Regions from separate parts of the Mus musculus genome. Here region 2 is linked to region 1. A link is a loop called in an ENCODE intact Hi-C map of the cell type or tissue named here. Cell type or tissue: heart. All regions are shown on one strand. Each heading gives the region's core, and the rest is flanking DNA. Links, peaks and the distances in the headings are about the cores only.

Region 1 (15,442 bases), core at 2,510-10,509:
ATTATTTTTTTCTTTCAATTTCCCCTTCTACTGTCCTTGGAGGAACCCTGTCACACTTACCCTGGTGTTCTGGACCTTATCCTTTCCTGGCGCTGCTTCACTGGGGACACAGTTATTAAAATAAATGGAGCTGGTGGTGGCAGGTGAGGGATTGAGCTGTGATTGTGTTTTTTAAAAGAGGCAAAGACAAGGAGCATTTAAAAAAAGGTTCTCATGTGAGCCCAACAATTAAAGTTAAAGATACTGGTGTCTCAGCAGCCTGAACTACATGCAGGCTGAGGGGGGAGCTGGGCAAGTCTGGGCTCCTGGGAAATTAACTCAGTGGGCACAGTAATATGAGATTCCCTTGGAAATATCTTCACTTTTATGTGACTTCAAGTAAGGGTAGATTCTCGGCATGACTTGCTTCTAGCAACAAACAGGAAACTAAAATCTGTGCCTAGGACCCTACTCACTCACCATCACACTGAAGCCTGCCATCTTGCTAAGGCCCCACTCCCTGTGTCACTAAGGATGCACTTATGCCTCTTGGCTCCCACGGCACTACTCTCTACTCTTTTGCTCTGCTGGCCCAGTCTCCGTATCAAAGCTCTAAGTGCTGCCGGTCCTCAGGGCTGGCTCTCAGGGCTCATTTTTATCTGTAAGCGATCTCATCTATCCACAGGGATTTAAATGAAATGAAATTGTGTGCCCACCTTGATTTTCATCTACCTATTTTCTTTTTGAGATAGGTGCTCACTATTCAGACCAGACTAGCCTCACAGAGATTTGCCTGCCTCTGCCTACAGACCAATATTATGGAGAGACTTTCTCAGTTGAGACTCCTTCCTCTCCAGTGACTCTAAGCTTGTGTCAAGTTGCCATAAAACTAGCCAGCACAGTTGGGAATAAAGCGTGGAGCCTTAGACAGTGGTCTTTAAGGCTCTACGTGCTTGGCTGTGTTCCAGTTGTTCACAGGCTTCGTCGCTCTGGAGTCTGGCTTTTCCAGATCACACTGGTCTTCCCTCCTGCTCTGCCTGGCTCTTTCTTCATCCTAACCACCTCACCTCAAACAGAATGTCCTCTTCTCTGCTCACCTCTGCCTCGTTGGCTTTCTCTGAATCATTTACAATGGATTGTAATGACTTTACCAAGGTTGTCTTTTGAGATAGAATCTTACTGTGTAGCCCAGGCTAGCCTAGAGCTTGCATTCTTCCTGCCTTGGCCTAAAGCATGCTGGGATCACAGGTGTGCTTCTGTCATTCCTGCTTGCTGACTGACAGGGGAAACCCCCATCTCTGCCCTATTGGCTATGTGGGGCTTGGTACAGTAGATGTCAGCTGAGCTGACAAGCTGCCAACGTTCCTTTGTGGCGAGCCGAAGCTGGGGTAAGAGCCGCGTCCTGCACTCAGAAATGCCTGGGGCCCCACCTTAGTCTACACTGAGAATCACTCTTGTCACAGCTCCATCTGGACACCTCCAAAGGAATCTGTTTTGAGCACCGGGCACATCAAAGACTCAGTGGCCTTGGGGAATCTGTTGGATAGCCAGCTGACCCCGCCCCCTTATTGTCCATCTCTGTTTTCCAACCTCCTCCCCCTTCTACTGGAGCAGTGGTTCTCAACCTTCCTGATGCTGTGACCTTTAATACAGTTCCTCATCTGGTGCTGACACCAACCATAAAATTATTTTCCTTGCTACTTCATAGCTGTAATTTTGCTACTGTCATGAACTGTAATGTAAATATCTGATATGCAGAATATCTGATATGCAACCCCTGTAAAAGGGCCATTTGACCCCCAGGTTGAAAACCGTTGTACTAGAATGTTCTGAGGTATGTTCCTGATAAACCCTCCCTCTTTAGTTTGCTGTATAAGACCTCTTATAACTTGACCTTGCTGATCTCTAAGTTTGGCCTCTTCTCAGGGGCAGAACTCCTTTTGACTTGTTTGAACTTTCCAGATTCCCACTCTTACCTCATTCTCCTATGTGCAAACATCATAGGCAAGCCTTATCTAGCCCTGCCTTCTTTTTCGTTTGTGAGGTGAGCTCCTATTCATCCCTCAAAACCCAGCCCAGGCTGCCCAGCCCATCTCTACAGTGGTTGTGCTGTCTTTTGTCCTCATCCTTGTCTTTCTTCACCTTTGTATCCCTCACTCAGTGATGGTCTCTCATTATGGCTCTTTTTTGTTCTCAACAACAGTTTTAAAAAAGCAAACATATATTACGGAAAACTTCAAGTATATAATGATACACCAATAGAGATCAGAATTCTGACTTCCCAAACAGGTTTCAACAGTTACAAATTGTATGTCTGATTTAAAATTCTCTGCTCTTGTCGACTTCTGGCCTCACCTCCAGAGGTCATTATGAGCACCTCACCTGGAATATATCTTTCATTAATCTTTGCTATTTTCATGTCCTTATATTTCAGTTTTTAAAATTAAGATACCACATACAGCCAGGCATGTACACACCTGTAATCCCAGCACTTGGGTGGCCGAGTCAGGAAAGCACAAGTTTATGGTCAGCCAGGGCTACAGTAGTGAGATCTTGTCTTGAAACAAAAGAAAAACAACTCCAAAAGAGGAAAAATACCTACAAAAACCTCACCAGCAGTGGGTGTGCATCTACATCTGATCTTTAAAATTCAACAGTGGTCTTATAATTTGGCATTCTCCTGCCTGAGCACTTTCTCCCCTGATGCTCTCTTCAGCAGCTTCTGCTTTGGTTTAATGCCTGTATCTTGCCTCCATCTCTTTGGATGTCATGGTTTCCAGCCTCCAACACTGTGTGCTCTGACTCCCAGGCTGGCTGGCTGGCTGGCATAGGTTAGCTCCCTTCCTTTCTACTGCCTTTGAGTAGCTCCATCTCTTATTGTATTAAACGTGGACAATACCTTTCTCACACACTCTCCCCCTCTTATAATCACAGATGTTTTATTTTCTAAGGTCAAATGGCAGGACAGAAGAAGAAGAAAAAAACCTGTTTAATCACCAGAAGACTGTATTATGGATGCCAGCATGAAAAAGAGCTCCATTCTCCTGAGAATTATGATGTAGGTGCCCCTGGCTGTCAGCCGCTTTGGGCGGATGGCCAAGTCCTTGTTTTACTCCCCAGCTGAGCATCCTAAGCCTGCAAAATACCGCCAGCTATTCGATTGTTTTTCATGGTGCTCCCGCTCCAGGGCAGGCCAGCAAGCTCTACGCTCGGCCATCTGCCTTCCCACTGTGATTAAACCATGGCTCTAACATCAAATAGCAGCCATTTCTCTTCTTATGAAGCAGGGCAGCTTTATCTCAGCAGTAGCAGGTGCCTGCTAATCCCTTAATAAGTATTCAGTAAATTGATGAATAAGTGATACTCGTTGAAAGAGTCAAGCCCGTGAGACAGGGAGACATCCGTTTTCAAAGACCAGGCCAAGACCAAGGCAGCGAGTAGTGAGAGAAGCGGTGGAGAAGGCAGAGGTCTCCCTGGAAGCTCTGGGAAGGAAGTGTGTGAGGCCAGTTTAGTGCCATCTGGCAATGCTATGCACCAGCGTCCTTGCATACTGTCCACGGTAGGCATGGACCTCTGCTACCGAGGATTCGATAATATATATTTCAGGCTTCATGGGTTATGTCGTTGTTGTGATGCACAATCGCAACCCCTCTTGGTGGGAGAACAGTTGGGGATGATTAACACACAGATGGGAAGGGCTTTATTTTAATAAAAAGCAATTTCACAGGGCTGGAGAGATGGCTCAGTGGGTAAGGTGCTTGCTATGTACCCACAAGGATCTAGGTTCAAATCTCAGACCTGTTTAAAAAAAATTGCTGGACATAGAGATGTAGACCTGGAGCTTACCTGTCAGACAATGTATCCAGAGAGTGAGTTTTGTTTTGTTTTGTTTTGTTTTTTTGTTTTGTTTTGGTTTGGTTTTTCGAGACAGGGTTTCTCTGTGTAGCCCTGGCTGTCCTGGAACTCACTCTGTAGACCAGACTGGCCTCGAACTCAGAAATCCACCTGCCTCTGCTTCCCTAGTGCTGGGATTAAAGGCGTGCGCCACCATGCTCGGCTGAGTGAGTTCTGGTTTCAATGAGAGACCATGTCAGAAAAAAAATAAGGTGGAAAATTGCCAAGGGAGACTCCTGATGTTGACCTCTGACTTCCATGTACACATTCCACACACAAACAACCTGATTTGTCCAAACACATGTCCCACCATTCCTGACATGGGAAGTTCTTGACCCCCCCCCCCCACCACCACCACCACCACTACTTGTGACAGAGAAAATTGGAACAATGTGAGCCCAACGGCTGGATGTTACTTGGCTGGGCTCTGGTGCCTGGGTGTTTGGTTGGTCATTCTTCTGGATGGTTCTCTGAGGGTAGCGTTAGATAAAATTGAGATGGGCCATGGTGTTGGGCATGGGGTACAGGCTTATTCTAGCTACTCTGTAGGCCGAGATAGGAGGACTACAAACTCAAGGAGTGCCTGGGCTATAGAGCACATTCTAGGTCAGTTTGGGCCTTTGAGTGATACTCTGTCTTGAAAAGTAATAGACTGGGGGTATAGCTCGGTGACAGAGTACCAAGCTAGCATGTACAAGGCCCCAGGTTCAACCCCAGCATCACCATGGTAATAGTAGTAACAATAGTAATATGCGCAGCAGTCCATTATTATTATTATTAATTATATAGACTACTTTCTGTAATGTGAATGAGCCTCATCCAGTCAGCTAGATGATCAGATAAAAGAGACACCAGCATCCCCTGAAAACCTAGACCCTGACAGCAGACATCCCATAGACTGACTTGCAACTGCAGCTTGTCCATGCAAAAAGGAGTTTGCATTCTTTCTAAAATCTTTGAGTTTTGCTTCAAATAAAGTGTGTCATGTACAAGGTTGAGGGCGGACATGCTGAGTGCTGGGTGCTCTTCTTCTATTAAAAGATTTCACAGTTAAGAAAAGACAAGGTGGTATAAGCAAAGTCAACTGGAAAAAAAAAAAAAGAGCTGGTCCAGTGGTCAGCGCTTCACAGTGCTTAAGACAGGGGCACTCTCTGGGAAAGTGTGCTGGCATGGAGGTGGGAACCATTGGGAATGAACAGGGACAGGAGGACAGGTTCCCAGGGTAGCAGTCATGAGGCCCGAGTGAGTTTGCTGCAACCTTGGGAGCAGTGGGTAAAGCTGCTGAAGGCACAGGTGCAGGGAAGTCAGGACTCAAGGACACAGGGCCACACTGCTTGAGTCTCCCAGATGTCCTTTCTGTTCGCCTAAAGGAAGCTGTTTGGAAATGGTTATGTCTAGCTTTCCTCTGGTGAGATCTTCCTCCTGGGTGTTTGCCCATGCCTGAGGGATTTGTGCTAATCAGAAATATGCTGAGATCCACACTACCAGGGCTCCTCTCTGATTCAGGTGCGACTCTCAGAGAAGATCCTTTGTGTGCATGTACATGTATGTGCCTGTAAGTGCATGCATGTACATGCATGTGCCTGTATGTGCATGCATGTACATATATGTGCCTGTAGGTGCATACATGTACATGGAGGACAATCTCAAGTGGATCTCCTTAGGATCTCTCCATTTTTTTCTTTCTGAGATGTAGTTTGTTTGTTTGTTTGTTTTGTTTTTTTCAAGACAGGGTTTCTCTGTATAGCCCTGGCTGTCCTGGAACTCACTCTGTAGACCAGGTTGGCCTCAAACTCAGAAATCTGCCTGCTTCTGCCTCCCAAGTGCTGGGATTAAAGGCCTGCGCCACCACGCCCGGCGATATGTAGTTTTTATTGGAACTCAGAGCTCGCCAATTAGTACAGACCGGCTGGCCAGGTATTCTTGTGTCTCCCCATCTCTGGGATTATAAGCCTGGGACCAAGCTTGGGAGATAGCTGTGGAGGTAAAGTGCTTACAAGCAAGCCTGACCTACCTGACTTTGACACAACTAAAATCCATATGCACTATCAAATTTGGGTGCCATGTTACCATGTCTGGTTACCAGTGATGAGGAAAACCATGACAGCACTTGTATCTCTCTGTGTCACTGCCAGTGTCTGTCTTCCACTGAGTAGGTTGAAAGAGATCTAGGGAGGGGTCCTATCACATCGAAATGTGTTTTGACCACCCCTCTGGTGATCCTCCTGGTCTGTATACAGTTGACATCAGTCACATGCCCAGCACTGCGCTGACAGTGTAATGTGCCTGGACCAAAGTGTGGATGTGTTGATTCAACATTCTTCCTAGACTCCAGGGTCCATGGCTCACAACTAGGTCTCTTTAATATGTGAATGCTCACAGTGCCTGGTACATGGTAGTCTGCATTCAAAGCCTCAGAAAGGAACAGAATAAAAGGGAGTCTGTGACAACTCCACTGTAGCTACTGTGATAAATGTTACACTGCCAGGCTGCTGCAAGAGGGCAGGACCAATGGGTGCCACCACCGTGAAAGATTCTGTACTTACGTGTGACACTAATTACACACACAGGCTGGGAAGTGGTAGTCTAATCTGACACTGACAAAGCCTTCCTCCCTCCTGCTCTATCGCTGTAAGCTTCAGAAAGACCACTGCCATGATGGCAGCCGCAATTATCTCCTTCCTCTTCAGAGCCGGACATGAAAGTGGGCTGCGCCGGGAACCTGGGAGAGGATTTGTAGAATGGGCTTCAGAGCTTGGGACTCTGCCTCTAAATTCAAGCTCTGCCCTAAACCCGCAAAGCAACACGAAACGCAACTCAAAGAGGAGAGGGATTTCGTCTGTCCCAAATAGCAACGGCAGAGAGGAGGGACGGGGTGGGCTTCCTGCGCAACGTTTCAGCACAGAGCGAGATTTTATGGTTGGTTTTGAATCCTCAAGAAATTTGAGACCTGTAGTGGAAATTCTGACACCCTTAGATTGGCTGCAGCATGGCACGGATTGTGTAGTTGGCCTCCCAAGTCAAGGTGGCTCTGATGGAGTGGTGAGTCTAGGAGTCCAGAACCTGACACGCATGGAACATTTTGCACGGGGGGTGGAAATGCTAGGTTTGCAGGACAGCTCCTAGAACAGCCAGAAGGTGGCGCCACTTGCCAAGAGGCAACAGCCAGGGGACTCACCCAACCCCTCCCCCACCTTTCCCCCATCTCATGGAGGGTCTCCTTCAGCTCTGGGTTTGGCTTGAAGGCTACTCAGGGATTGCTGGCCACAAAGAGACACCTGGGCCCATCCCTATGTGTCACTGTACAGATACTATCTGAGATCCTGCCTGAGATACTAACGAGTGGGATTGGCTGGGTAGACAGGCTACAAGGGCTATGCAACATTCATGGTTATTATTATTTAACTGTGACAAATGATGACATCGATTACTTACAATGAATGCTTACTGTGGCCAGGCACTACAATAAAGATTTGAAATAAATTATTTAAGTCTCACAACGATGTCGTGGCATGAATATTATCGTCCTTTTACGGACCACAGCATTTCATCCAGAGAGGTCAAGGTTGCGGGGCTTGTCTTAGGTCAACTGCAAAGCCAGAGTGTGAACTCAGGCCTTTTGGGATGTGCAGTATGCCCCATTATCTGCTACCTCGTCTTCCTTCCTGCCTGACTTCCTCTTTCTTCTTCCCTTTCCTTCCTGTCTTCCTTCTGTCCTTTCTTATTTCCTGTCACCGAGCTATCGTTGCAAAATTCAGGGAAGACCAGACCACACTTCTGATACTGGGGCATTCTTAGTGTATTGAGTAGGCTGAAAAATGACCACCTCAGGGGTATAGAAGGATGAGGACAGCTCTTGAATATTCATTACCGCCTACCCGAAAGTACAGCGCTAGATCTGGCCAACCCAGGAATCCCAGCTGTGTGTTGGCTTAATTTAATCAGGGGTTTTGTGAACTCTGATCCTGTGTGGGCTTTGTCTGCTCCCATTTAACGCTTGGTCTAGACAAGTTCATCGGGCAACACCTGAGATATAGCCTGGCAGGTATGTGAGGTGAATAACAGATGTTTCATCACTTCAGAGGGGCATAGGTCATTATCAGAATCTTAGGAATGCAAGGACCACAGGTGCAGAACATTGCCAGCCTGGCCAAATTTCTAAGAATGGGGAGAGGGCATCTCTTCTTCTTAGTGTCTACCCGAGGCTCAGGAGTTTGTAGATGGCTCTGTCGCATGAGGCTTGGGAGGTCAGTGAAGTCTGCCCTCTGATCTTACAGATGAGCCTCTGAGTGAAAGGGATTTGTCTAATGGGCTCAGAGCCAGGGAGGGAGCCACCAGAAGGAGTCAAGTGGAACTTGTCCCTCCAGCCTCACGAAGAAGACCCTGCCACTTGCCTTCTAGGGTTATGAACCGGAATCTGGCTTATTTCCTGTGTCTTCTACGAGACCCAGGGGAGCTGGTCCCTCTCTTTAACCGTTGAGAAAAGGGTTCAGGGAGGTCACACAGTAACTGTGTGTGTCCCTCCGTGATTTGAAAGTCTCTCTCTTGGGGCTGTCTGCACTGCGGTTTGCCCTCGTGAATTAATGGTTTTCTAGGAGGCAGAATATGATTTCAAATGGAAGGGGGGGTAGGCTAGAGATGAAAATATTGGTAGTTAGTTGTGGACTTTTGAAGTGGTATTTGAAGAACTAGGACAGAAACCAGGAATATAAGATTTAAATAAAAAACAACCCCCAAAACAAACAAATATAAAACCCCCAAAACAACAATAACAACAACCCCCCAAACAACCAATAGCTTTAGTTCCGGTTTACATTGCACAGTGCTCCAAAGAGTCACTGACATCCTAATCCCAGGAATTTTTTTTTTGAAACATGGTCTTTGCAGGTATAATCAAGATTCTCTGCTGCCATCTTTGGTGGCTTTCAACAAGCCCGTGCCTCATTCTTAGACTGGGAGCCTTTCAGGATAGGCTGGTCCCCAGTTTCCAACATTTGGTGTGACCTCTCCCTACTTTCAAAGAGTCCCTAGCTCTCCAGATTGACACGAAGCTCCGGGTTTGGGGAAGCAGCCGCCCTTAGAGGCCACAGATCCCATCCAGCAATCTTTGGAAAGCCCCGCAGCAGGCTCATCTTAGCACAAGCCTCTCCCTCCCACACAGGCAGCTGCCCAGAGGACCAAGGAACAGTGGCCTGGAACCACGCACCGCAGGGAGCCACTGAACTCCCATCAAAGGAAGGTGTCCTGCCTTGAGAGCTGACTGCTTGGCACATTTTTACTAGTATTATTTTTCCTAAGCCTGAACATCATTGCAAGAGAAAAAAAAAAAAAAAAGAATCCCGAGGGAGGCCTCACCATTCCTGGCATGCAAAGCTATTAAACTTTCAAGTCAGCCTGGAGCTGATTGACGCACCGGAAGGTGTCCGAGCCTCCGGTGTCCTAGTAACAGCCCTCCGTTCTAGTCGCGGCTGTACCTGCGGGAGGATCAATCTACCCTTTGTGACGTGGCTTTCCAGACCAAAGAGGAAAGGAAAGGGAGGAAAATAGACCCCTCCCAGAGGCTAACCACTCCATTTGAAAAGGCGGAGGGTTCTCATAGTAGGTGGTGGGGTTCTAGTTAGGGCCCTCTGCATTTATACATGAAGGCACCAGGAAGCTTTTTGTAATGTCTCTTGGTGGCTGGAGGTGGGGTGGGGGTGGGGCGGAACAACACTGAATCGATCCTGGCTGGATTACAAACTCAACAGGGAATATCCATTCCTCTCTAGACTTCAGTTTCTTTTTAAATTAGGAGTCATGGTGATACAGCTTTTAGGATGCTGACATGGGAGTATCATGAGTTTGAGACCCCCTATTTCAAGGAACCGTATATCACGATAAGCTAATAAATAAATATAAATAAATACAGTCGGAGGTTATGATCTGAATTATGTCCCCTTGGTCCATATGTTGAAGTTCTAATTGCTCAGTACCTCAGGATATGACCATTTTTGGAGCTAGGATCTATAAAGAGAGGGTTATGCTAACTTGAGGCCATGAAGCTGGTTCTAGTCCTGCAGGACTGGAGCCCTGGCAAAAAGAAACGTGGACATGCATACGAGGTCGCAAGAGGGGTCAGGAAGCCAATGGCTCCTGTAGGGAGGAATGCCCTGGCTGATTGACGTCTTTATCTTAGACTGGAGCCTTGAGGAGAGTGAGAGAATACATTGCCTGGTGCTGCAGCCACCCAGACGAAGACCTTCATTCAGGCGGACAGCATCTGGCGATCCTATCTCTCCAGGAGACTCCATCCACCGCTAAGGATTCAAGGGGCTATGCGTTCGAGGCCCTGAGAGTCACGATCCCACTCAAGGCTGTCACCCTCACAAGTTTTATCAAGGTACTTGGTTTTGCTAGAAAACATTGTTGGGGAACCCCTGGGTCCCCCAGAACACATATATCCGTTCTCCACATTCATAACGGGCTGGATAGGAAACTGTACTTAGGAATTCTGAGTCTGTCCAAGGCTTTCCCCTGGAGGTGGTTCCTGGCCTGGCCTGTGTGTGTGTGTGTGTATGGTGGGCTCTGCACTGGAGGCCCAAAGCTGGCTGCTGCTTTAGGAACTGTGGTTGTGAGAAACACCAGAGAGATTTACTCCCCAGGCAGGTGTCCGTAGGCTCCTCTGGGAACCCACACAGTGAATTCCTGAGAAGCCCCAGGTCCTTCCTCATCTTGTCTGATTCACTCCTGATAGGAGTGAGCATACCCGGGGCACAGAGACTGTTGTATAGCACTAACCTCAGAGCCAAACCACCGCCATCTTGGGGGAGTTCAGCTGTGCTGCCTGCATAAAAAAATCACTATAGAGGGCTAGGGAGGGTCATATGACCCTCACCTGGGCATCCGGCTGCTCCCTACCACCCAGTGACTACAGCATTGTCTTAATTTCTTATGGTCTTGGGGAGAAGTTAGAATATATATAAGGAAGACTAGGGGAAGGGCCTCCCTCTAGGTGGCTCTGGGAAAGGCAGCATTCAGCATTCGTGCTGGGTTAACGCTTCTACATTTGAGTAAGTAACCCTTCCTCTGGGCTCTGTAAGGAAGCCTGATAGACTCAATAGTTCCCCAAAGTCAACGTTTGTGGTGTCATTTTGACCGTAGGAGGAGGGTTAGACATTACTTATGTCTCCTCCTGGGAAGTCATTTTAGCACTAGAGTTTCCACTCATTATCCAGATAAATAGCCAAGGTTTTAGTTAGAGACATGCCCGATGCTTCAGTTTTCATGGCAAATGAACAATAATAAAATGCTACTTGCTGGGTTAGCGTTGCTCAGAGCTGCCCCTGACTGGGGTGGGGGATGGGGCGTGGGGGTGGGGTAGGGGTAGGGGGCACTTAACCTGAAGTGGAGAGTGGAAGCTACTGAAAAGGAAATGGAAGGTAGGGCCTGATACCTAGAAAGGCTCTGGCCTGGTAGGACTGGCTGGAGGAAGTGGGGAGGAAGTGGGGAGGAAGGGGAGGGGAGGGAGGACTCAGCTGGGCTGGACCAGGCATGTCTAGGCAGTTAGTGTTCAGACAGAAGCTTGTCTTCTGTACAGGGGCTCCCGAGCCTGCCTAACTCCACGTCTCTCACTGCAGTGCAGCGTCTCCTTAAGACTTACCATTACTCTACGGCCCCTGAAAGAAATAGAAACATACATACATAAATAAATTGGAGATTGTTTTCCAGTAGCTGGTCAGTGTGAAAGGGATGGGGGGGGAGTCCTCTGCGGCTTTTCATTACCTCCCGCTAACAGCTGAAGTAACTTCTCATTTCTGCTGAATAATGCATCTGTGATCACCAGGCTGGCTCGTTTAAAGCAGATAAATGAGTCTTTCTGTGCTGTTTTCCCGGCAGACAAGGATGAACGAGGTTTTATTTGCCTAAATGGAGTCCTCAGCTTCAGTGGCCCTGCCTCATTCCCCCAGGGGACGCTGGGGACCCTGAGCCACTTTTCTGCCTGTCTCAGCCACTTCTCTCCATAATCCTCCGGAAAGGCATACTGCATTTTCCCTCGGAGCTGTGCCAGCTGCCTGGATTAAGTTTTAATTTAGTTCTTCTGGAGAGTGCAGCACATTACCGGGCTCCTCCCATTGCTCTTAAATAAGGATGCCGGGCTTCTGCTTTGAGAGGAGATCTTTGAGATGCGTTTTCTCCTATTATAGGGTAGACCCCTGGATACTCCTTATTCTGTGAGGCTTAGTGGGCTCCTCTGCTCTGACTTGGATCTAGAGTCCAAATAAGCTGTTGTATTTTATAAGATAAAACTTTTTTTTTTTTTTTTTTTTTGAGACAGGGTTTCTCTGTGTAGCCCCGGCTGTTCTGAAACTTGCTCTGTAGACCAGGCTAGTCTCAGACTCAGAGATCTGCCTGTCTCTGCCTCCCCAATGTTGGGATTAAAGGTGTGCACCACCACCACCTGGTAATAAAACATTCTTTTTTTCCTTTTTCTGGTGTTGAGGATTAAACCCAGGGGCTTGCACATACTAGACAGGTGCTCTGCACTGAGCCATTATTATAAAATTTGGATATTCCTTAGGTTTCCTTACAGGCAATCTATTTTATGGCATGATAAATCAAAATTTCATTCATTGTTTGTTGTTGTTGTTGCTTATATATGCCTATCATTTTTTAGTGAAATTCTATAACCTGAGATTTAATTAAATCTTATTTAATAAGATTGTATAACAAGATTTTACATTCAGCTCTCTGGGTTTTCTAGAAAGAACCAACATTTTTCTTTTTCTATTCTTACACCTGTCTTTTCGAACTGCGTAGGCCAGGTCTCTGACCAGTGCTACATTGTAGCGGGCACAGTCCTCATCTTTTCCCTAGTTCCAGTCTCTGCAGTGGGCCTCTAGAGCAGCCTCATTAGAGACATCTAATCAGGCCAAAGACACCTCATTATTATGAGGAACTGAGCTAGGCAGACATCATTGTAGAAGCCAGTTCAAGGTCCTGCCGGAGACAGACGGCAGGGCTGAGCTTGACCTTCGGACTGCTTGATGTCAAAGTCCCCAGGCTTTGTACAATGTGTGCTTTTCATTCCATGGCTCAACTTGCTCAACGTGAGCCTGATAGTGCAAGGTGTCATAAGAGATTCAAGAGTGACTGAGAGGGACGGATGAGAAGGGCTTGGGTGACAGAGTTTGTCTCGTGTGCTTTCTTTTGGCTGCCCTTCTCTTCAGCTCCACTCTATATACAAAGCAAGAAACCTTAGGAAACCAGAAGTTTCTCCTCTTAGATAACAATTTGTGACGACCTCTAAGCAGCGACCTTGTGCCTCCTTCCCTCCCCTGACCTACTGAAATACTATTCCAATTTTATTCATCTCTGTCCTTAGGAATTTCCCCCAGTACATGCTTCTCTGTGTCTAACCACACTGTGGTGTCCTACAAAGTTAGCTGGCAGAGTCACTGCCTCACAGTCTGCATTGCCAAACTAGATTTCAGAAATGGATCGATCTAAGTAAGGTATTACAAGTTTATAATCTTGGCACTTGGGAGGCTGAGACAGGAGGATTGCTGCAAGTTTGAGGCTAGCCTGGGCTACAAAGTAATTGCCAGTCTAGCCAGGACCCTGTATCAACAAATAAACAACAACAACAACAACACACACACACATAAAGTGCGTGCACATTAAACAAGAAAAGGGGGGGAAAAAGCAACGGAATTTTTTTTCCCTCAGAAAATATATTCAGGCTTTTGTAGACATTAAAACAGCCCAGGGTTCTGTCCTGCCCCTCTCCCCTTCTTTCAGAGACAACACAGCTTCCATGGTGAGAGAACTGGGACCTGAATGGCACCCTCAGGCTTCTAGCAGTTTCTCCAAACAGACTAATTTCCAGAGGATAGGCCAACTTTCCAAGGAAGAGAAAATAGGTCCATGACAAGCCCATTAAGAACCCCGATCCTCTGGCCCTTCAGTGATTTTGATTTCTTTTTCCCTATGCCTGTGGAGACCCCAGTATCCCCCTGCCACATCCCCATCTCTTCCCTGGGCAGTTTCTCCCTCTCCCTGGCTCAGCTCCCTCCTTTTGTGCTGACATTCACTACACAGGGTGCTTGCTCCTCTGCTGTTTTATCTGCAGCTGGGTACCGGGAGGTCTCTCAGCGCAAGCTTGTGTTTGGCTGTTAAGGACAAAGGGATCTGATACCGCTAGCAAAGGCAGTTACTGGCATCGCCCACTTGATAGGAAAAGTCCGAAGCACAGCGCAGGGAAACACAGAGCCACCTCCTGCTGGACCCCTGAGAGCCACCTCCTGCTGCACCAGGGGTCCATAGGGTCCTCTTTGATCTCAGAGGCCACTACCTGGGAATCTCTCCTCTTCTTTGGGTGGTTTTAAGGCTGAGGAATCAGAGTGAGGCTCAAAATCAAGGGGGAGAATGGGGAGGGAGGGAGGGAGGGTGGGTGTCTCTGTTCCTATCTAGTAGTTCACTGGTAAATACTTTAGAGGAAAATGGCTGCCATTTTGGATTTTGACCACCAGGAGCAGAAGCTGAAGTCGTGTCTGTTCTTCATGGCCGTTCTGTTGAGTATTTTATAGTAATCTATAGGCTATAGAGTTGCTGGATTATGTAGACATTATTAAAGCCAGATTATAGATGAAAAACTAAGGCTCATGCATTGCAGAAGCTTTTGTGAGCCAGTCCCAATATCTGCACACTGGGTTTTTGTTAGCCACTTGCAATATCTGCTCATTAGCTTTTGTAGCTGAACTTTCTGACCTTGATATTGAGATGCCTGGTCCCTCTTGATACATATGCACGGCAGATGCTGCTAAGAGGGAAAATATGGGATGTTCTAGGGGTTAATATGCCATGCATATTTGAAATCAAGATAGTTGTGGGGACTCCTAGAGGAATGAATGGCTGCCTCTTGTACAGGGCTGTAAGGCCCTGGATGTTTGAGGCTCTCCCTCACAACTCAGAGGAGTGTGGGCAGAACAGCTGCATCAGCCAGGACAGAGCTGCTGAGAACAGTGAAGAAACATCATGGGATGAAATGGGTGACTCCATGTGTGCCTCTGTTGGCATCACCCAACCACACATGGACGATTCGTGACCTCCTCTTAGCCTGTGCGCCTGACTCCAGGGAGCAAATGGGATTTGGCTACTTGTAGCTGGATTAGAGACTGATTTAGCCATCCCAAGGCCAGCATTTAGGGAAGAAGGGCAGAGCCAGCGACCCCCAGAGCGACCAACTGAGATGGACAATGCTTGTAGGCTTCCAGAGCTTGCAGGCACAATTGGTGGATGAGCGTAGAGCTCTGCAGAAATTATTTCAGGGAACAGGAAGCAGCCCTGACTGGGTGACAGGGAAAGGAGGCCTCCACCCCACTGCCCAGCAAGATGACTGTCACCTCTATGTGGTGATCTGAAGGAACAAAACCCGAGTAAAACAAAATGCCAAGTGCTCAGTCTCCATGGCCACATTCCAAGGGCTCAGTTGCCACTGATGGTGTAGTGTAGTTAAGGTTTGAATGGAAAGGACAGAGGAGGTGCCTAAGATCCAGGAAGCTTCAGGAAACTTAGAAGGCTTGGAACTTTA
Region 2 (15,442 bases), core at 2,984-10,983, 250 kb before region 1:
ATTAAAGGCGTGCGCCACCACGCCCGGCTAAGATTCTTATTTTTGATCTTTTATTTTATGTGTATGTGGTTGTGTGAGCTTATGTGCCTCACATGAATGCAGGATCTTGCGGAGCAAAAGAGGCATCGGATCCCATGGAACTGGAGATACAGACAACTGTGAGCCACCATGTGGTTGCTGGGAATTGAACTCAGGACCTCTGGGAGAGCAGCCTGTGCTCTTAACCTCTGAGCCATCTCTCCAGCCCCAACTACCTGAATCTTGAGCTCAGGAGACAAGGTTCAGTTTATATGATATTTAGTCAGATTGTACAAAGAAATCCTGGTGAAAATATCTAGAAAAGAATGGAGTTTGGGAAATATAAAGTCAGCAGTCGTTTTTATTTTGTGCTCTGTGTATGTGGTAAGGCACAGCAGCGAAGACTACACCAGTTAGCCCCAACCCCTCAGGGCATGAAGACCAAGAGAAGCCCATGGGCCACGGGAGGGAGCATCTGTCTCCACCACAGTGGCAACCCACCTCTTGGATTTTAATGTTTGTGGAAAGTGCAGGCTTCCAGGAGTCCTGGGGAGAGAAGAAAGATATAGGACATTGAGAATACTCTTACTTTTATGAGCTGTTTAGCAGAATGAAAGGAACCTGAATGGGCAATTCAGTATCACATAAATTGTGCCAAGGCTCATTGTTCTGCTAGACTCATGCATGCTGTGCCCCATCCCTCCCATCCCTGCTTCCCTACACAGCTCCTGAGCCTCCCACGGGGAGGGCTCCACACAAGGATAGAGAAGCTGTCATGTGACTTTCCTGCCCTACAGGCATCCCCAACTTTGCTTTTAACCAGTGAGGCTCTGAACTTGAATTCACATAAGGAGAAGCCGCCTAGGAAGGCCCTTCTTCCCTGAGAATGCGAGGCAGATGGTAGCTGGCAGTCCCCAGCAACGTCTGAGCTGGGTCTAAGGATGGAGTGGAGAAAAACAAAGCTAGACTGGTGTTCTCTGGAGCATACAGGTAAGGGAAATATTAACTTGGATTCTGTCACACTAAACCTCAACAATCACATTGCTCACACTAGAATTCCATGTGGCAACTTGTAAAACACATATATAGCATAGCTTGGCACAGTGCAGCACAGTGTAGTATAGTATAGTATATTGTCTCCGACCGTCAGATCTAGGGATTAAACTCAGGTCATCTAGCTTGTGCCACGGGCTCTTTTCCCCACTGAGCCATCTTACCAATCCACATGGGGCAACCTTGAAAGGGCCATCACCCCAGAGCAGCACAGTCTCCGAGGCTGTATCTCCAGCACAATAACTTAAATGAAGGCCAAGACTCACCTCCAAACTCCAGTGGGAGACTCACCACTGTATATCCCATGCACCCCCTCGCACTTTACAAATGTTTTCAGGTGTCCCCGCTAATCCCCAAACAGATGGTAAAATATATTTTATCCTATTTCAATTCCTGGAATATGGCATTGCAGATGCTGCTTAGCAACTTCCTAGCTAGCCAGAACTTATCATTATTGAAGTTCCCTAGAACAGAGCTGTCTAAAAGGATGTTCTATGAACAGAGCTGTCTAAAAGGATGCTCTGTGATAATTCTTCTTGCTATGGCTACTTTCAATTAAAATTGTAGCTGGGTGGAGTGAGGATATGATATCTAGATTTAATCCAGCTGTCACCTGAACTTGCTCTGTCACACCTTGCTAGCCATTGCCATATTGGACAGGGACCTCTAATAAGTTCAGTGCCCCTTTTTATCTTCTTAGGAATTGTGTGCATATAATTCGTCCACTGCCTTAGTATCCTGGGTCTGCGACCCCTTAACAATATGTGCATATAACCCACGTGGTTGTATATGCTAGGTTTTGCCTTGCTCACGTGGCTGTTTCCTAAGGGTTTGAGTTCTTGTAACTACCATTCCAGCACCCATCGCTGGGTTTCTCTGCGACCTCTCCACAGGGTTCATTCTACTTACGTGAGGTTGAGCACTTCCTCATGTTACCGACAGATTGCATGTACTCCGCTCCTAAGTATTTTTCAGGTGTGGTACCCTCTGGAAGTTTAACGAAACATTTGGTGTCATCCCTGAACAGAAGGTCCTTGGTGGTGGACTTGAACAAACAGAAATTGCCGGTGCAGTCACTTCCCCCAAATAAAGTCTGTCAAATGAGCAGAAAATAGACGTGAACCTATGTCTCGGACTGGAAACACCTGCAGGAAACTGAAAGGTCCAAGCCAGCCCTGGGAACAACAGAAAGCTACAGAAGATATTTATAATTGACATGGCATTTTTTTAAAAATCGACACAAGAAACAGAGGTATAAAACGCTGTAGAAAGGTTAAACATTTCACATTGAGTTTCTTTAAATATTTGGTAATGCTGCTATGAAACTGTTAGTGATTGTAAGACTGCTTGACTCAAATCTAATGTCAAACTAGAAACACCACTGAAGATTATCATAGGCTTTGGAAGGAACTTTTCAAAGTATGCTAGCCTATTTCTTTTAAAACTAATGACAAATTAAAAGGCAGGCAGCTATACCAGAAGGAAGGGTAATTTGTGTGTGTGTGTGTGTGTGTGTGTGTGTAGAGTGGCCCTAGGGATAAAGTGTTCCAGTGGCCCCTGTACTCGCTGCCCCCCAAGGCTGGCCCTGACAGGATTTTTCTGAGAGTAAGAGTCTTGTATTTTCCAGACTGTTAAGAATATGGTGCAACTGATACAAGCAAGAGAAGGAGTAGTCAATTCCGGTCCTTAAGACTCATACGAAGGAACATTAGAAATTGTTTTCAGAAAAACATTCTCGAGGAAAATAAAGTCCCGAGTCAAGATCCAGATGAGCTGGAAGGCAGATTCTAGGCTCGGAGGGGTTATGGGTCAAGTGGGAATTTGTCTGTCCTGACTAGGAGTTCCACAGGAGCAGAGCCAGGTCTGAGGAATCCAGTCCCAGCTAGCACACTGTGTGCCCTCCCTGTAAACACACATTCCCTAAGACGTGTGCATGCACCACTTTATTTATTTATTTTTTTGTTAACTTAGAAACATGTGTGTATGTGGTATTATTTCCATTTAATACGTGAAGAAACCGAACGTGGACATTTTAAGCCATGTGCCTAAGATGGCGTGGACCGAAAGCTGCCGAGCTGAGATTTGAACTCAGATATTCTGATCCACGGTCTGTAGAGTCCAAATTCTAGTTTTTAGAAAGGAAATGCTCACTCCGGAGCTCCGTTTAACTCCGAATAGCCTGCCCCTGCTAGGAATAAACGGTAGCAGACCCTGGGTAGTTCATACCTCCTGGCTAGTCAGTACAGCCTTAACCCGGGCTGCCTTCTCTTTTCGTGAGACCACAACATGGTTTGGAGCTTGGGCCAGGTGGCAGCTGGCAAAATCTTTCACAGGCTTCCTGGTGCCATCAGGGCAGAGCAACTCGAAGTCTTCCTGCTTCAGATTCTTAGCCCATTCGGCAGGGTTCTTTCCTGGGTAGAGAAAAGGGGTGGATCCGCCAGGTGGAACCGTTGTAGTCACTGGGATGTCACTGACCCACAGGTGTATGGAAGGCGTGTGCCTTCTGTCCAGCACAAGCCCATGTTTAAGGTTATGGTGGTGTTAGGAGGAGAGGATGGTCGTGTTCATTACAGGTAGCACTCGATTCACAAGAGCTTTTTAGTGACCACTCTCCTCTGACCTGCCCTCTCAGCCAAATGAAAAAAGAGCCACAAGCCAGGCAGTGGTGGTGCTCGCCTCTAATACCAGGACTTGGGAGGCAGAGGCAGGTGGATTTCTGAGTTCGAGGGGCCAGCCTGGTCTACAGAGTGAGTTCCAGGACAGCCAGGGCTACACAGAGAAACCCTGTCTTGAAAACAACAACAACAGCAACAATAACAAAACAAAACAAAAAGAAAAGAAAAGAAAACAAAGAAAGAAAAAAAAAAAGCCATGTTCTATGGGTGGTTTTTTTTTAAAGAAAAAGAAAAAAAACTTCTATTAAATTCCAATGCTAAACAACAACAATGCATTTATTTAAATAAATAAATAAATAAATAAAGCAAGCAAGCAAGCAAGCAAGCCAGGTGTGCTAATGCATGCCTTTAATCTTAGCACTTGGAAGGCAGAAACAAATGGATCTCTGTGAATGTGGGGCCAGCTGGTCTACACAGTGAATTCTAGGTTAACGGGAGATACAGAGTGAAGCCTGTCTCAGACAAAATCCCGAGACCTTCTGTACTTCTAGCTCCATCAAGGAGCGGGGAGAAGGTGGTGCTCTAAGGCAGTTTCCCCGCCTCTGTGCTGCCCTCTCAGCTCTCCAAACGGAAGACCCGCCCGGAAGACGCTCTCATATCGATACTCATCGATATTTTCAGTTTGACTTCATGCTAGTCCCAGGAGCTAATGTCCTATCTCAGCTGCTTACTTAATCTTTTCTGCATTCTCTTTGCAACAGTTAACCAACCGAACAGTCGATTTAAAGACCTCCGCCCTTTCGGAGGTTTTCCGCGGTTCCTCCGGGCATTTTTTATTGCCAGTTTTCATTTCTCGCTCATAAAGCGGGATCGTGACCTCTCTCGATTCATTCACTGTCCGCTCAGCTTTTCCCGTAATTGAACAAATACTGTGTGAGACCAGCGTTATCATATTTTAAAATTATTCCCTCACAAACTAAACACCCTCACTTCTGCGTTCCTTTACTCCCAATGTTTTCTCTGGCACCAAGCCTGGAAATCACAAGTTGTGCTTCCACGCATGCGCCTTGTCCTCATTTACCTATATACAAGTCTGTGTGATGTTACAAGCCTACATTTTTTTTCTTAGCAGTAGATCTTAACACATATGAACTTCTGTAGCTCTCAGCTACTTATATGCGTCACAGTTTCTTCTGCACCATTATGCAAATCAAGGTAATTCTTTAAAATCATTGGATCTTATTCTATAGTGTGACAATAACACAGTGTTTTTAAACCATTCCTCCATTAATAGATATTTGGAGTAATTATACTTTTTTTTTTTTTGCCACTACGGTAATGATGAGTGTCTATTGAATATGAATGTGCTTATGTAGATGTAGAACAGTTAATTCAGCTTAATTTTAATATAATCAAATTGCTTCCACCACCCTACGTGGTAAAGACTTGATTAAGCATGATCCAGGCCTTGGGTTAATTTCCAAGTACTAAGGTGGGCTGATGGAGGGACAATGGGAGGGACTGGCAGAGGATTATAACAAGGTTCTCTAGAGACAGAAGCTATGGAAAGAGAACTAGGAAGGGCTTGCATTTGTGCCAACTGAGCTTGTCGTGCCAGCATCCTGTGCATAAAAATAGCAGCTTGTCAGTCTGAGGAGCTGAGGAGATGGAAGGTCAGGTCTCCTACAGCAACTGTAACCAGGAGGTTACAGGTGTTGGAGCCTTTATGAAGAGTGGAGAGTCAAGGCCTAGAAATCAAAGACTTACTCAGAAAAGCACAGAAGAAATCAAAGGTGACAAAGAACCAAGACCAGGATGACACTTGGGTGGCATGAAAGAAAGCCTTTAAAGAAAGTTTAAAAATCATGTGGGGAACAAGGGAGGGAGAGAAGGGAGAGAGAAAGGGGGGACTGAGAGAGAGGGGAGAGGGAGGAAGAGAGAGAACAAGGTAGGAAGAGGGGAGAGAGGGAGGAAGGGATAGAGAGAGGAAAGGAGAAGGAGAGGAGGAGGGAGAGAGAGGTAGGGAGAGAGAAAGAGATAAGCAGAGGGGAGAGAAAGAGAGAGGGAGGGAAAGGGGAAAGAGGAAGGGAGAGAGAGGTGGGAAGGGGAGAGAGAAAATGTGTGTGTGTGTGTGTAAGAGAGAGAGAGAGAGAGAGAGAGAGAGAGAGAACACAATCAAATCAGTTCGTTAAATAAATTCTTAGTGTCTTCTGAGTGCAGTCTCAGGTGCTGGGAGGATAAAGAGGAAGAGAAAGAGCCCAGTGATTGCCCACAGCCAAAGTGCACACAGATACTTTGTAGCCACATAGACAGAAGATTCTCAGCAGAGTGGGTGTGCCGCCTGGGAAGGCGTCTCAGAAGAGCTGGTGCCGAGAGACAGTCCATCCTACATCAGTTGCCCAAGGCAGTGAAGAGAACAGACCTGAGAGCTGACAGGGCAGTGGTTAATGGCCGGAACGGCAGTTCCTCAGGAGCCCTTGGTGACATACAAGGCCTGGCGTGCTCATCCTTCCTGATACTCAAGCCCATCTTCCCAACCTTGCCATCCCACCTCATTCCTTAGCTAGCATTCCATGGCCCGCAAGAGCTATCTCTTCATCGTTTATCTAGTCTGGGTTGCATCATGGATTCTTACTTTAATCTATGGTTTGCCATCTGTTACTGTTAACATTAGTTTCATGTCCAACATTTCCAGACATGGCACTGGGAGATGCTATACACTGGCTCCCTGTGCTGTATCCCATCCTCCTTTGCACACGGCAGTGCAAGCAGCTTCCCACGCATATTCACCCTGCCCCAGCCTTGCAGGGACCCTTGCCATAGGGATCACTGCAGAGCAATTGCTTCTCTCTCCATTGAACATACAAGTTGAGAATTAGAACTCTCGAGCCTGACGGTTTCTGCACAGCTCCTATGGAGCCATCCCTGAGTCTCAGCAAATCCCAGTGACCCAGATTCTGGAGGGAACCAACAGAAGAGAGCGCACACATACCTTCGGTGTTATCCAGGACAGTCTGGTGTTTCACAAAGGCTACATCTCCTTTCTCAACGAGACACCTGAACAGGTCCAGATTTGGAGAAGAGAGAAGACAGGAGGTCAGACTGGCACCTGTCATTCAGAGGCACCTTGGGGATTCAGGTTGGTCACCTGATGTCATCAAGTGTTAGGGCCACTCGTTCTATCACTCAACAACATGCAGAATAAGGAAAGCAAAAGGCCCCAAGTTGCTGTGCAGTCAGTCCCACAAGCTCAGCTCCACACACCATGCTTTTTTTTTTCTTTATTCTTTGTGGGTGCGAGAGGAAGGCGTATATGCACGTTCATGTGAGTATGTGTGCATGTGCACATGTGTACATGTGTGCAGAGGTCAGAAGTCAACATTGGACATCTGCCTTTATCATTCCCCACCTTACTGTTTGAGACATACATGGTCTCTCCCTGAGCCTGGAGCGCCTCAGTTTGGCTAAGCTGGTGGCTAGTGAGCTCCAGAGACCCACTTGTTTCTCCTCCATCCCACACTCGCAAGTGCTGAGGTTAAAGACATATATTCGTGCTTGGTTTTTATGTGGATTTTAGATATCCAACTCTGTGTGTGTGTGTTGGAAAACTCACCTGAAAGCCCCTGTGTAACCATTATATTCCTCTTTGTTGTTCGGAGCACATTTGAGTGGGCCAATACACAGGTCACAGAGGGTGGAATTCTTCTCATACCCGGGAGCGCAGCCTTGACTGAAAAATTCATCTGGACAGAAGAACAAGAAAATGTCAGCTTTGTGTGTGTGTGTGTGTGTGTGTGTGTGTGTGTGTGTGTTAATTCTAGTGGCTTACCTAACCCCTGACAGGCTATGAAATAATTCACTCTGCAACCTGCCACCCACCAACCCAGAACCACCCAGACTATAGGTCTTTGGAGGAAACTTCTCAAGGTTGGGAAAGGATTTTGTGAGCATTCCACTTCAGGGTAAAGGAGACCCCTGGAGGACTGTGATGGTACCATCTCTAGCCTGTAGAATGAAGAAATGGAATTTCTAAGGTTGTACCATTCTTTCTTTCTTTGTGAGTTTCCCCTTCCCTGCCATTCATTAGAAGAGCTACACTACACCTCAGAAATCAAGAGAGGGATAGGAGACAGCCTCTGCCCATCAGCTGCTTCTATGGATGTGAAAATATAAGGAGGCTCAGGGAAGCAAGTTCAGGAGCCTGTGCTTTCTGCCTGTCACCCCAGGTGTCCTTTGTTTCTGAGACAGCAGAGCATCTCTGTGCAGAAATGTGTCCCCATCTCCCCTCCCTGCATATTCTAAGGTCGCAGAGTTCATAGTCATGTTTACAGTTCTATCATTTTTAAGGAGTTGCCCAAATTTAGAGGCATCAGGAAAGAAGATCTGAGGAAGCCAATATGAAGCAAAGCCATGGCCAAAATTTTCTGTTGGGATCTTCTACTCAGAAACATAAGGAGATAGAAACAGCCTCAGGTAGAGGACATAGTCAACTGAAGAATCCTCAGGGCTGAGCAGGGACTCGGTGAGATGACCAACACCTTAAGGGACCCAGGAAACGGCAGCCCACATAGTCATATCACAGAACCCTGATGGCAGAGATTGCTTGATATCCACCCAATGTCTGTTTCCCTTTGTTCCTCCGTAACAAAAATCTAATTTGGTTTATAGTAGGTACATGTAGGTAGGTGTCTGACAGGACACCTAAGTTCTGCACAATGGCAAGTTATATGCAAATAATTGCTTTCAAGTCCAGAAGGCTCTTTTCAAGCACTGACCATAGTGGGTGTAAATTTCCACTTGTTCTCCTTGCCTGAATTGTGACTGCCCAGGCAAGGTTGCTTTGAACATGGAAGTACTATGATGGAAATCGTGGACCGGAAAGAAGGAGAAGCTCTCAAGACCTTATCAGCCGTGGACTGCTCACCTCTGATCTCCATCATGGGAGAGGCAACTAAATGTATATCTACTGACGCCATCATTTGCCACTGAGACAATCATCCTGACTCCATGGCTCAGCTCCGCACCCCTCCTAGCTTTTTTTGCTATTTCCTTGAGGTTCATTTTTGTGAAACTCACTTTTATGAACCCTGAGCCCACCGCCTCCCTCAGGACCCTGTTTTTCTGCACGGCTCCTCCCAAGCTGCCTTCCCAGCTCTGCTCACCGAATTTGCAGTGGTTGATCCTGTTGTACAGCATGCCCATAGGGATGTTCCAACCAGCGGTTCTGTCTACCCCAGTGTGGCAGGACTTCTTGCCTTTCAGGTTGTTCCAGGTGATGCTAGTGTCCGATGCCTTCACCACAGCCACGGCATAATACCCTTTAGGAAAGATACCTGAAAAGAACAATTAATATCGCTGGGGCCTCCCAAAGTATCTGCTTCCAACAGAAGCCACTGTCTCCCTAGGACAGCGAGGATGTCCTAAATAGCATTGTGTCGTGAAAGGAATTCCACAACATCTAACTCCGGTGAAGAACAGGACAGTCTTGCAGGAAGAATCTTAAAAGCAAAGTACTAAGATCACATGGTGCCCCGTGATTATGTCCATATTAAAAATGCTTTGATGTATTGATTTAAAAATAAAATAATGGGCTCAGGAAATGACTTGGTTGGTAAAGTTCTTGCCATGTAAGCAGTTCGGTCCCCAGAACTGATGTAAGATAAAAGCCAGGCATGGTGGCATGTGCTTATAATCTCATTACTAGGAAGATGGGTACAGACAAATTCCTGGGCCTTACTAGTAAGCCAGCTTAACTTACTCCAGACCAACAAAGATCCCATCTCATAAAACAAAGTGGATGACTTCTGAGAAATTCCACTTGACGTTGACTTCTGACCTCTACATGCCCCATCACAAGTGTGCACATGTGCCCACATATACATGTATACACATAAAATAGCAAATATTAACATATAATCATTAGGAAGAAGGCTAACATACAGCCCTTACCTGTATGCATAAGGTTATTGAAGTTAAAAGCCAGTAACTCACTTTCCAAATTATTAAATCAAAGACATGGGTACAGAAAAGTTAATGGAACTCTGGCATTTTGTATATGAACATGTATTGGGGTTAATCAGGCCAGATTCCCTCTGATAATAAGAATATGATTTTATACCAGGATAAACATAAAAAAGGAAATACCAACAACACATTGGTTGTAATTTTCTATAGCACAAATGTGACCTCAGTTGGGGCTGGAACACCTGTGATTCTGTTTTCTGTTTTAATTAATTCAATATACTTTCTCCAATTGAAAACAATCTGTGGAATAATAATGGCTCCTTCTAGATATGCTAAAAACTGGGAGGTTAAGTTTAGCTGCAGGGACAAGACTACAGAATTGTACACTCATAGTTCTGTGGAATACAACCTAAGGAGACTGAACACTAGGACTCAGGGTCACTTTGGCATTTGAATTCCTGTTTGCTCTGGTGCCATCTTTTCAGATCCACTCCTAATCAAAGCCTTAGTAAGAGATGGGCTAGTCTGGTTTCCTGGGCCCAGCCTGGATGGAATTCCATGCACTTAGACATCAGCATTTTGAAGTGCTCCATTCAGTCCTGCAAGGACTACATAGACAAGGTCTGTGCTAACTCTCATCTAAAACTCTGAAGACTTCATAGGATTCAAAATGGTAGGAAGCAATGGGAAGAACCTAGATTGTCCCCAGGATCAGTTGACAGGGGCAAGAAATCCTAGCTTTGTCAACAGATGTTCTAGTTACTGCTTTGTTCAAAGATTTGTTTGGAGACCATTCATAAATTCTCAACCCTTGGGTTCCCTCATGCATCCTTATAGAGACAATACCTACATATTAACAGGAGATGAGTAACCCTGTATCTGAGTCACCACACACACACACACACACACACACACACACTCCTGATCAATTACTATTCTTTCATCTCACTTTGCCTTCTAAAATTGGCTTTCTCCATTGACTTATAAATTTGCCTAACCACTTCTCCCAACAATGAGAATTTACCTTCCTGTGCCCGAGATTACCCGTTTCAACTCACCTTGTTGTGATGGGATGGCACAATTAGAGCTCTCTGAAAGAGAATCAAGAAACCATTAAACATTTATGTATAGGATAGAAAACCCACACCTTTCTCATGAGGCAACTAAAACTAAGAGGCATGGATAAGACCACACACACCTCTGATTTACAATAATGTCAAGACTCTCCAGATGTTGAGAGTTCACCTGGCTGTTGACCTCTGGGACTCATTCACAAACTGCATTTCAAGTGTCTTGCTCACTGTGTACCAAGCCCACAGTGGGATGTTGACTGAACTTATTTGTCCTGCTACAAGGTAGCAGGAAAAGTGAGCCTTCTGGATATCGCAAGACTTTCCAGACTTCCTATATGTCCTCTGTAATTGGATCCTTTTTATACCAGAAATCTCATCTCAGGGACTGAGGATCCCACCACTCTCATCCTTTAAGATGACTGTGGAGATTCTAGGTGAGGGCGTCTCAGAGACTGAGAAAAAGCTCATGCAAGGAGCATTTTATGGTGGCTGTGGGATAAATTGGGCTGTGATTCTCCTTCTACCATGGCTCAGAAAGAACACAGAGGCACTGTCCTCACTCACCGTAGTACTCTGCCATGACAGGCACTAGACCACACTGGCCTGCAATGTAGGCATGTCCTCCATCCAAAGTCATGGCGTCCGCTTCTCCGTTCTGCAAAGACACAGGAAGACACAGCAAATGAAGAGTTGCTATTTCCTGTGCCACCTGCCCTTTTAGACTGGCCTCTTGAAGGCCCCTCTCAGCCCAAGTTATAAAGCCAAGGGCAACAGTAGATGTTGGTACCGGACCCCTGATGATCAGTCAGGCACGCCCAGATGTTAGTGTATTTTTATATAAACTCTGGTTCTGTGTTAGCAAGCTTTGTATGAAGTTGGTTTGATTTTTCTTGCCTTGACTCAGACAAAACAAGAAAATGGTCTGTAGCTAAAAGAATGTAGTATCTGAAAATGTAGATAGAAGAATGGGGTTCGCAGTCAGTTTTGCTTTCTGATAGATATCTTAGAAAGCACAAAAGAGTCAACTCAAAGAATAGGCAACTGGAGAGGCTCCATAGAGCACAGAACAGAGGCAGGGGTGTGAGAGCTTGGAGCTTCCTTGCCCTCTCCAAGGCTGCCACCCTGCAGAACCTCAGTGTATTCTCTGAGGCAGAAACGCCAGGGTTCGAAAGACACAAGAAAGGCTCACAAGACACGATGAGGTGCTAAGGTGGGGTGTGCTAAGCAACCCACACAGCACACTCTCAAGAAGAGGGTTTTCTCTGAGTCACGGTGATGACAAGGGGTGCTGTTTTTCTTCGTTCTCGGGCTCAGGATTTAGAAAATTCTCTACAGGCAATTTAAAAATGCTATCTCGATCAATGAAGTGAACATGTACTTGCTTGCGAAATCAAAACGGAGCCCTTTCCACACTCCCCAGGGCACATCCTGAGCCCAAAAGGCACTCTTGTCATGGTCCAGTGTCCTTTGACAGGAGATGGCTCAGTTTACCCTTCTACTGCGCTAATGTAAAGGGCATCCTTCAGAGCTGAACTCAAACCATGAGAGCAAGGAGTCTGGAAAGGGGATTTCCATGCAAGAGTTACACTTGCTAACTCAGCGGGCCAGCAGGCCATAGTGTTGGGGACCCACCCTGAGAGGCAGGAGACACGTACCACAATCTTTTCAATGCAGTCCTCAGTGGTCTCTGCTGACTCACACTCTATCTTTCCCTCACTGATGATGCTCCACTCGTCACACTTGGTTCTCTCCAGGTGACTCAGTGCACACCACTTCACTGGCGAGTTGTCGATCGAGCCCTCCGGGCCTGTGGTACCAGAAGAAGAGCCGGGGCTCAGGTAAGAAAGGCTGCAGCAGCTGTCTGGTAGATGTCAATGCTGCTAAGTGCTTTATGGAAATGATGAGCTAAATAAACAGATCCCACCAAGGAACTCCTAATCGTCTAGGGAAGCAGATGGGACACAGCCCAACTGTAGTTGATTTCATTTAAGTTCAGCTTTTCTTCCGAGGTAAGATTTAGTTTTCTTTAATTTTAATCACGTGGGGTGCGTGTGTGCGTATGTGCGTGCATGCATGCGTAAGTGCATGAATGTGTGTGTGTGTGTGTGTATGTATGTTTGTACATGTTAGTACAAGTACCCTCAGAGGTTTGACTTTGGTTTTCACTACTGTAGGACTTTGATTTTTTTTTTGTTGCTGTTTTTCATTCTTTCATTTTGTATTTATCTGTTCAGTAGTGTGACTATCTCTCAAACATTTGTCCTCTCCCTGACCTGAAATTCCTTCCCCAAACAGCAGAGTCTAGTATGTGTTTATAAGTTAGGCACCCAGCCGAGTCTGTGGCTGGTTGTCTAATACATACCTACTGAGTGAATAAATTATTAGGCAAACCCCCAGTCCTCCAGTGAAACCCAGGGCCAGATCAAACTCCCTGCATCTCCAGCTTTCATTACGCCCATGTTGACCACAATATTGGCAAGAGATATACAGTCTGCAGAAACATGGAGTTATTTACTTTCTAATAGTCTAATTGGCTTCATAAAGGGCAGGGGGCTACCCTAATTTTTGCAGAGGAATGATACTAGTATGAACCCAGGTCATTTTAAATGTGACCAGCCTTTAAAGCACTTGGTGACCTCTGGGTCCTCTCATGGTTGATGCCAGCCAGCATCAGTCTAGCCCTAGGCTCACAAACAGGATGGAAATGAGAACAGCAGGAGAAGCTGTCAGTCCCCAGAAAGACCATGGCTGCTTCTTGACCTTACCAGGTTCCCCACATTCCTGGGGTCACCTAGTTTTCCCTGAATACTTACACACGCCTTCCTGCTGATTCCGAATGGCAGTGACATAGTTATGGCCAAGGTACAGCCTGTAGTCCATCCTTGGGGGGACCCTTAACAGCCCAAAGGCAGAATCTTTAAACAGCAGGTCTTTCCCAAGAGGAGAGCTGAACAGTTGGAAGTCTTTTGATTTGCCTTTGCCAAAGTGTTCCTGTTTCCAGAAGGAAAAACAACAACAACAAAAACAAAACAAAACAAAACAAAAAAACTATAAAAACAGTGGAGTGAACAGGGAATTAGGGAGGTTAAAAAGAAGAACAAGAACTGAAGAGAACAAGAGAAACTTCAGGAAACTGATCTTAAAAGTGTGGGAAACTTGGAGGTACCAGGAGAGAAGTTATTCGGGCATGTTCTCCATCACCCAGCGCCTCTTTGTCCGGGATCCTGTAAGGACCATCCCACATTCCCTCTCCCTGTCTGCCTGAGTAGTTAAGTGAGAACTAGCTGAGAACAAGTGAATCTAGTGCAGAGGCTGGCATGAGTAGGCTTGACCAGAGGAAACTGTGTTAACCGACCTCAGCCAAGAGGCAGGGGAAGTCAGTTCCTCTGCAGTCTGGGTGTGTGCGCGTGTGCCTCTGTGTGTGTGTGTGTGTGTGTGTGTGTGCGTGCACGCGCGCGTGAGCGAGTGTGACGGAGATTCTCTTTCCTTCTGGGATTCTCTCTGGGCCTTGAGGGCCTAATTCAGATGGAAAGGGTATCATTGGTCAAAAAGGTGGTGGATGTTGATACCAGAGGAGACACTGGCTACTCTATGAGGATGCTGGAGAGGTTGGTGACCCGGCTGTCTTAGTGTGTCCAGATGTCAAAGAGATCTCTGCACAGAGCGGTAAGCAGGACAGAGGATGGCGGTAAAATACCTGTGCCACTTTGAGAATCTCCCAGATCAAGTCTTCCTTGCCATTGTTTTTTCGAGCCACAACAGCATGAGAAGGGATCCGAGCCAGGTAGCAATCCTCATACTGATCCACTGGCTTGCGGGTATTGTCAAGGCAGAGCAGTTCATATTGGTCCCTGTCAGCCTTCTCCGGCAAGACCTCTAAGGAGGGAAAGTTCAGTGAGCCTGTGGCAGGCTGAACCCCTCCCCATTTTTGAAGTCCTGTTAGCATTGAAAGCATGAACTGAAAGGTCTAGAGGGATCTCTGAGGGTCAAGGAATATGCAGGAAGGTGAGCCTATGACCAGTTAAAGACACAGAGGCTTCTGTAGGCCAGTGAAGCAATGGTTGCCCCCATCCCCTGACTCCAAGCTCAGCAAGACTACTGACAGGCAAGGTCAGCCAGGCCAACCTCCAACCCTTGGCTGTGACACTTCTTCCCTAGAGGGAGAGCCATTGTGTGGTTTGAGTGTTGGAAAGAGACCCATGAATCTTGGTAGAGACCCCCAAAGTACCTTCCTCTGCATATATAGAGACTCAAGCAGCGGGAGAGAGACCCTGCATGCTCAGGTCTGGCCACTAGCCATGAAAAGGATGACAAGGAACCGGCCAGAGTCTTTCCCCATCACTCACCAAATATGGTTGTGTGCTTGACAAAGGCCACATCCCCACCGCCATCTTTCAGACACCTGTGGGAAAGAAGCCCATGAACAAGGAGTCCCAGAAGGTGGACCCTGCTCCTGGTCCAGATCACACTGTCACCTTTCAGACAAGGCCTGAGGCTGAGTGGCCCTCATAGTGGAGACAGCTCTCTAGGGTGGGATGCTGACATCCACAGTACCACTGGGATGGGGGATGTGCTCACGTACCCCAAAGTGGCTGACAGGAGGTGAAAATAATGTAAAAATCTTCAGATCCTTAGTATGGAAGATGACAGTATTTCTACCCTGGCTATGTGGATTTCAGGGTATCAGAAGACAAAAAAGAGAGAGCAAGAAATTGGGCA

The links. Hi-C counts contacts between places; a loop is a spot of excess contacts. Peaks named below come from ENCODE experiments on the same cell type or tissue, not always from the same donor. Only the 100,000 strongest peaks of a DNase experiment are listed, where the experiment ranks them.
Region 2: a loop joins it to region 1, with 2.5 times the contacts of the local background. A loop is called at or near these places in 4 of 42 quality-filtered maps.

Annotation. Positions count from the first base shown.
Region 1 is chr9:103,462,697-103,478,138 of GRCm38, forward strand. The region is part of intron 1 of Bfsp2 (beaded filament structural protein 2, phakinin); the gene reads right to left. Gm16252 (a long non-coding RNA gene) reads left to right here and starts at 9,353. Exons shown (of 7, transcript XR_003948081.1): 1 at 9,353-9,471; 2 at 10,049-10,252. In heart, for the core only: a CTCF peak has its summit at 7,009 (motif pointing right); a DNase peak (open chromatin) is centred at 6,995; H3K27ac peaks cover 170 bases.
Region 2 is chr9:103,208,515-103,223,956 of GRCm38, forward strand. It overlaps Trf (transferrin), which reads right to left. Exons shown (of 17, transcript NM_133977.2): 6 at 15,070-15,125; 7 at 14,421-14,599; 8 at 13,537-13,714; 9 at 12,379-12,530; 10 at 11,288-11,378; 11 at 10,709-10,741; 12 at 8,849-9,019; 13 at 7,300-7,429; 14 at 6,679-6,743; 15 at 3,298-3,482; 16 at 1,981-2,164; 17 at 362-564. The coding sequence ends at 530. Among named protein-coding and RNA genes, the nearest start is that of Trf, 14 kb to the right of the region's middle. In heart, for the core only: no CTCF peak of the experiment used is centred there; no DNase peak of the experiment used is centred there; H3K4me3 peaks cover 459 bases.